Linked DNA regions of Homo sapiens: region 1 is linked to region 2. The links are chromatin contacts, found by Hi-C or POLR2A ChIA-PET in ENCODE. All regions are on one chromosome and are shown on one strand. The core of a region is the stretch at or near the end of the contact, and the rest is flanking DNA. Distances in the headings are between cores, read along the strand shown.

Region 1 (3,672 bases), core at 286-2,785, 76 kb before region 2:
GTTCTAGAAAATGCAAACTAGCGGATAATGAATACTTAACAAAAAGCCTATGATTAAAAGTAATGGAGTTCGAGACATTGGCACATGTCAAAAAACCATACAATCCAAGCAATGCCATGTTTTGATGCATCCCGTTTGGTTTAGTAATCACCTTTGAATCTGAAAACGAATGTAGTCCAAACCCAACTTTCTTTTCCCATAAAAAAAAATGCACAGTCAGCCCCCCACTTCCTCTGAGAAAGAGTTCACAGCACCAGACAAGAATATTTGAATGAATCCAACCAACTGCACTGCAATTTCCAAGAAAACACAAGAGCATAAACCACCAGAAAGCATAATATTACAAATTTACCCCTTCCTTCCTACTATCTCTCTGCAGTTCCTAGCCGTCGTGCAAAAAACCTCTTCATCTTTCCGAAGGTTGGTTATTTGCTAGACTGTAGTAACACTGTGCCATCACACTCACCTCGCTTCCTTCCTCCGCCCACATCCCTAGCAGGCACGTGGGGCTGTCCCTCTTCCTTCACCCCCACAGGACAGCGCCACAGCCGCAGAGCCCCCATCCCGAGCCCGCGCCTCTCTGGTCGCGCCGTGTCATTCTGCCCACCCATTGGGCGACCTGGGCACGAGCACCGCGACCTCCCGCTCCGCGCAGCCCTCCAGCACCGTGGCCCCAGCACACCTGCAGAGCAGCCAGGCGCAGGAACCGAAACCCGCCGGGTGGTGGGCGGGAAGGGAAAGGTAGATGCCCAAGTGAAGGCGCTCATCTTTTTTCCTACGTGAACAGAAGTTGATTCTTAACTTCAAGTGAGAAATGACAGGGAGAAAAAGTATGCAATCACTACCAGAAAAGGTGAGAGGCCAGTGTTGTTTCCCAGCGAAGGGACGGGGTGAGATTCAAACCCATCGTCCGGCCAGGGGAGTCCGCCCCCAGAGCACCGAGAAGCTGGGGTGCGTGGGCGGAGAGAGAGCAGGGTGCGCCCGACAGCCCTGCGCCAGGTTGTCCCCAAACTCAACACTTCCTCTCTCCCTTCTGGAGTCACTTTCCCTTCCGGAATATGCAAGCTCTGGGTGGCCCAGCCCTGCCGCCAGACTCAGTTTCCAAGTGCGGGGGAAGGAGATGGGCGCTCTCAGCCGCGATCCCCTGGGAAGGTGGCCACTCACCTGCGCTCTGAAATAGAAGAACAGGGCGACGCTGCAGACAACCTGGCCCAGCCCCAGCCCCAGGAGGGCCACGAACATGGAGCGGGAGGCGGCAGGGGGCTGGTGCGGCGCAGGCGGCGGCGGGGCGTGCAGGGGGCCCTCGTGCGGGGCTCCGGGGCCGCCGCCCATCTCCTCCGAGCCACGCAGGTACTTGGTGTAGTCTCTGCTGGCGCGGCGCATGGCGCTCGGCCCTCTCGCTTCGGAGCTCTCCTCCCTCTCCCGCTCCCTCCCCTTCTTGTCTGCGGCCAACTCCGGAGGCTGCGGCGGAGCCTCGACGTGGGGCGCCGACTTGGAGCCCGGCTTTGGGTCCTGGGGCGCGCGGGCGAGCGGGCAGGGCGCCCGGCAGCCCCAACTCTTATAAACCGCTTGGAGAGCCCTGGCCTCGGGAGCCAATCAGCCCCAGGCGAGGCTGCCTCTTCCACTCCCACCTCTGGCTCCCCTTCCTTCCTTTCGCCCTCCCTCTCTCTCAATCTCTGTCACTGAAGGGCCTCCTTCATGGGGGCCCTCCAAGGAGGAGGCTGGGGGCTACTCCAGTGGTTCCAGACTCCCCTTGCCATCCTCAGCTGTCTTTCTGGAGGTCCAAGAGATGGGTTAAAGAAGACGCAGAGGACACCTTTGCTAAAGGATAAGGATTGCACCTCAGACATTCCTCCTGCATCCATTCTAGTTTGGTAGAGAAGGGACTTCACATCCTGGAGTCTCGGTTTCCTCCTTAGGATTTAGAAAGTTAAATTTGATGATCTCTGAAGACCCTTCCTGTCCAACCTCTCCCCCCAAAGTGCTTCCAAATATAGTTTCTCAAAGTATTTTGGAAGACTTCGAAAATTTCACAATCCCCTTCCCAAATCCCTATTTCTGCATCTTGAAGGTGACATTGAGCGAGGCAGGTCTTGAATGTGGCAGTAGAGAGCCTATAGACACCAACTCTGACTTTATAAAGATGAAAACAGTGCAGAGAAAAGGGTAAAGGGGCGTGTAGCCAGAAGCAAGCATCCGAGGAGGGCTCACCCAACAGTCAGGAAAGAGATGTAACACGAAGCTGATGATACAGTTAAATGTTAGTTTCATTGCTAAAGAAACCTTGCTAGGGCTTTTTAAAAACCTCTATTCAGAACTGTGGCTCTTAGTGAGAAAACAAAAATATTAACATTGCTCACAAATTCTGATACTTCTTCAGAAGGAAGTTGCTGACCAATTTAAACACCCATGAAACTTAGGATGTTTCCACTTTTTTATTAATACAGTTAGCCCACAGTATCCATGGGTTCCACATCTGTGGATGCAATGAACCACAGATCAAAAATATTTGAAAAAAAAAAAAAGGATGGCTGTGTCTGGACTAACATCTGTAGACTTTTTTTCTTGTGATCATTTCCTAAATGATACACAACTAGTTACATAGCATTTACATTCTATTAAGTATTATAAATAATCTAAAGATAATTTCAAGTGTACAAGAGGATGTGTGTAGGTTAAATGCAAATACTATGCCATGATATGTTAAGAAACTTGAACATCCATGGATTTTGGTATTTGCGGGGAGGGGTTTGGTGGTGTCCTGGAACCAGTCTTCCATGGATATCAGGGGACTACTGTGCCTTTTTATTTTGCATCCTCTTTCTGCCTAATTCGCTAATGAGTATTTCTCTAGGCAAGATTTGTGACAAATGACAGGTCTCTGAGTTATTAAAGCATGTGTTCTAAATTGAACACTTAGACCTCAGTAAATGTTGAGGAAGAGTGACCAGGTTGAATTTTTTTTAAAGGCAGCCATACAAAGAAAATGATCTGTTCAAATTCAAAAATGCCTTTAGCATTTATATGTGTATCAATATATAGGTTGGTGGAGAAGGGACAAAAAATTTTCAGACTCAAACATAGAAACAATTGACGTTAATTCTACTCCTTGTAGTCTTTGACCTCTTCCCACTTTTTGTTTGTTAACTTTGGGAAGTAGGTTTATTGTCTCCTCCTCCCCCTCCTCCTCCTCCTCTTCTTCCTCATTCTCTCCCTGCTCCTTGACTCAGGAAATAATTCCATATTTCTTCTTTCTTATAAATATTGATTGGGATCAAAGATTTTTAAAATGTGTTATAACAACTAAACCCACAATGATTTTACTATAGTGTCTTCCATTCTTTTTAATGGGTTTTTATACAACAATGTTTTATACATGTTTTTAATTCCTTGACATCTTGATCCTCAGGTTACAAGAAAGTCCCTCAAATCCCTGAATTATGTTCAGGTATACTTGACCCAGGAGCTTCATATATGGGACCGTATGTTACATTCCTACAGAGTTCTTCATATGACATTTCTACTAGTACTCCAAAAATGTCATCCCACTATCTTCTGGCTTCCATAGGCTGTATTAGATACTCCACTGTCAGTCTACCTGCTGCTGTTTCACAGGTAATGTATCTTTCTTGCCTATGTATTTACTTATTCCTTTGTCAACATTCACTCCCC
Region 2 (3,871 bases), core at 815-3,314:
AGAGGCAAGACGGGGAGCAGGACATCAGTGTTGGGGCTGTTGCATTGGTCCAGACAAGGGACGGTTGATATGCCTTGAATGAGAATCTTAACAGTGGTTATGACGAAAATAGCCAAATTCAGAAATTGACAGGACAAGACTTACTGATCGATTGGACATCAGCGGCGAGTGAAAGAGAGGACACATAAACAACTCCCGGTTAAAATTTTGGATTGGACAATTGAGTGGATGGTGAGCATCACTTACTGAGACATTTTTTTCTTAGTATATGTTCCATTAAACTGAAAAAAATTAAAGTTAATCCCCCTTTCTTAACTTCCTTCTACACTGGCAAATAATAATAATAATAATAATAATAATAATAATAATAATAATGAGAGACATATTTTTCAGTTAAATGACATTATCAAATTAGACTACTAGAAAATACCATAGATCAAATCATCTGGGAATTACCACCCCAGAGCATCCAGGACTGAACTCAGACAGGCAATTTGATTGGCTCACAATGATATCATAATTCTATTTCAGGGCAGAACTGGAGGTCTGCCTGTTGATGCCCAGAGCCTGAGGTCTGGCCACCCACGGGTCCCTAAGCCCTCATCTAGATTCATGCTGTGCTGAGACCATTCTGTGAGTTGATAAAAGGCTGTAGGGTGGCTGGGCCTTAGGGTAGAGGGTTGTGTAATGCAGTGCATAATGGCAGTGGAGGTAAGATTAGAAACCAGAAAATATATGTCAATGTGGTCCGACCCCTTTCTGGGTTCACATCAAAATCCCCGTTTGCTTTCCAGAAAGTAGTGGTACAAACCATTATTCCTGTTCATGAGCTCCTTGGGACAGTTCTTCTAGGACACAATTCTCCCTTGCACTAGAAACTATTTTAAAAGTAAACAACACCAGACACCACTACTTAAAGAAAGTCTGGCTCTAACATCCTTCTCAGAAACATTTTGTTGTTGTTGCACAAAAAGTGGCCTCATTACAAAGAGCTTTATTCACAGATCTACAAAGAAGGTAGAGACCATAGGGTCACACACCCAGGAGACAGAATTAAACAGTGTCTTTCCAGAAAGGCAGCAATGAATTCCAAAACAGATTTCAGCTATGAAGATAGATTTTTGCCTATTGCCTGCAATAGGAATAGGAAAACCCTCATGTGTCTAGCGTAATAATATAAGACTTTCAAAGGGCATGGTATTTATTCAAACCACACCATCAGTACAATCTGCAACTCAAATTGCAATGTCAATTTTCCCTTATTGTGCATGTTTCCAGTGCAGTGCCTGGAGCTGAAGAGTGGTGGGGCTGTAAGTCAACCTCTTCGGCTTTGGCCAACTCCTTTGGGTGTTTTGAAGGCATCTCCACCACTTGGCTCATAGCATGTGTCTGATTAAGCCATTGTAATAGGATAATGGACAATCTCATATTGTGGAATCATAATATGGCATTGTAAGATGGACCCAGAGAATCATATCAACGCAATTCTCAAGGGTGGAGTACACACACACACACACACACACACACACACACACACATATATATATATGCACACACACACACACACATATATATGTACACAGTATCTAGACTACAGCAGGCTAATAATTTAGTGGGCAGTATCGCATAGTGGTTAAAGGCTTGGACTCGAGACAGACTGCCTGAGTTCACGTCCCATTTCTCTCATTTACCAGCTCTAATGTGAAACCTTGGCAAGTGTTAAACGGCGTGACAAAAGTAGAACGTATTTCATGGGATTGTTGAAATGATGAAATGAATTAATACACATAAATGACATAGTACAGCACCTGGCAAATAGTAGGGACTATTTGGTATTATTATGATTACACTGCACACTTTTAATCTAAGGCCACACTTCATGTGTGTCCCCTTCATGACTTCATGTGCTGTCAGAAATCATCCTAGAGAAAAGGATGTGAGAAACTAACATGCAATGAGCCTCTACTCAATACCAGGAACTATTCCAGAGAATGTACATGTGCACTATCTCTAAGTCTGAGTCATTTCCCCAACTGCAGTAGCCCATGACTCAAGTGGGGAGAAGTGTGGTATGATCCAGGTACTTAGTATAGCCTTGCCTAGATTTAAAACCTGACTCCACCACTTACTAGCTGTGTGACCTTGGACGAGTTATTTCACCCTCTAAACCATCATTTCCATATCTGTAAAACAGGTATAACATCTAACATTCATGGTGCTTCTGAAGATCTAACAAGCTGACATATGTCTATGACAGTGGCTGGCACAGTGTGGGTTCTCAGAAGCAATGTTGCTCCTCTAGTTACTTCTTAGCTTTTACCTCCAAGGGAACTGGTAGCCTTCCCTGGAAGAACCCAAGGCCAATAGGCATTTTACTATTTAAACATAATTTATTCTTTCATGGAAAAAACATTTTAAATCATTACATGTATAGTGAAAGAAAAAGTAAATTATGTAAACATCTGGAAAGAGTCTTAAATTTCCAATAGACATATGTTTTCTTACTTAGCATATATTCACCGTTCAGCCCCATGTATTTGTCAATACAGAATTTCCTTTAATTCCCCCGTAACTTAGTTGTTTTAACCAAAGAGTAAGAGTTAATTGGAGCAAAGAGAAAGATGAGATGATGATCAGCAGTTCTGAGATGACAGGGATTGATGGCTTTCTCAGTAATCTGTGGGGGCTCACCCTGACTACTCATTCTGAAATGAATCTGTAGCTTTCTCGACCAAATCTTACAACTTTGAGGGATAGGCATTTTATAATTTTTTTAATCTTTTTTTTGAGACTGAGTCTTGCTCTGTCACCCAGGCTGGAATGCAGTGGCACAATCTTGGCTCACTGTAACCTCCGCCTCCCGGGTTAAAGCAATTCTCCAGCTTCAACCTCCCGAGTAGCTGGGATTACAGGCACATGCCACCAAGCCCGGCTAATTTTTGTATTGTTTTAGTAGAGATGGGGTTTCACCTTGTTGGCCAGGCTGGTCTTGAACTCCTGACCTTGTGATCCACCTGCCTCGGCCTCCCAAAGTGCTGGTATTACAGGCATGAGCCACTGTGCCCGGCCGGCATTTTACAATTCTAAAGATAGGAGGGCTGTGAAATGGCCCTCAAGGAGCTAGGCTATAAGGTGTCATTATGTTTGGTATCACTGTCCTTTCCTTTTGGTTCCAAGGCAGTGATGGGGATGTACATTACACCATATCTAAAATTAAAGATACCAGATCTAAACACATGCCTCTACCTACTGAAGCCTGGCGCTAGACCAGTGACTGACCACAGCATACAAGGTCAGCTGGTATTGTTGAATTATATAAATTTGGGTTGGATTGGGTGGCAGAAGGTGCCAGAGCCCAAGCAGACTGATATGAGGCAGAGCTTACCCAGGACTACCATTGGCGTGGCCAGGTACTTGACAAGGCAAGTGGGCATTGGGGCCAGGAGGGAGAAGCCAGCAGGGACAAGGCGTGGGCTTGCAGAGGTACAAAGCCCAGTGCTCCTTACTGGAAGAGGATGCTTGTTCAGTCTTTTAAATGCAATACACCCTTCTTATGACACAGCAGGATTGTCGGGACTCCCTGCCCCCCATAGGATTGCTGAATACTAACGCCAGGAGCCAAGTCAATCAATAATTCATTCATTCTACAAATATTTATTGAGTACCTACTATGTGAATAAAATATGCCAAATTTCCATGACCTGGCAGTGCTTACAGTTTAGCAAGCAGAGACAGATAGTAAATGAGTAAATTATTCAGTATATCAGAAGATGAAAAGTTCTCAGGGAAACAAAAAGTAAGGCAGGGTAAGGGAATTGGGAATATAGTGGGAAGACTACAGTTTTAAAAACAGTGGTCAGAGTAGGTCTCA

What was found. A loop is a pair of places that touch in the nucleus more often than their neighbours do. ChIA-PET counts read pairs that join two places held with the same protein, here RNA polymerase II (POLR2A). Pooled maps may share reads with other maps.
Region 1: a pooled map shows a loop between it and region 2 (12-fold over the local background). The contact joins the promoter of TNFSF11 here to the enhancer-like site in region 2. A Hi-C loop is called at or near these places in 19 of 37 single-sample maps with no recorded cell type and 14 of 50 pooled maps. POLR2A ChIA-PET finds 5 or more read pairs at or near these places in 3 of 52 experiments (AG04449, PC-9 and activated naive CD4-positive, alpha-beta T cell).

The regions. Positions count from the first base shown.
Region 1 is chr13:42,572,015-42,575,686 of GRCh38, reverse strand. It overlaps TNFSF11 (TNF superfamily member 11), which reads right to left and starts at 1,535. Exons shown (of 5, transcript NM_003701.4): 1 at 1,165-1,535. The coding sequence starts at 1,383. RefSeq lists an enhancer at 938-1,137 and a silencer at 1,228-1,597.
Region 2 is chr13:42,496,149-42,500,019 of GRCh38, reverse strand. No RefSeq gene overlaps it. Among named protein-coding and RNA genes, the nearest start is that of LINC02341, 73 kb to the right of the region's middle. Within about 2 kb of position 2,064, at least 2 of the 41 ENCODE cell types and tissues checked have a DNase peak (open chromatin) inside an H3K27ac peak, as active enhancers do.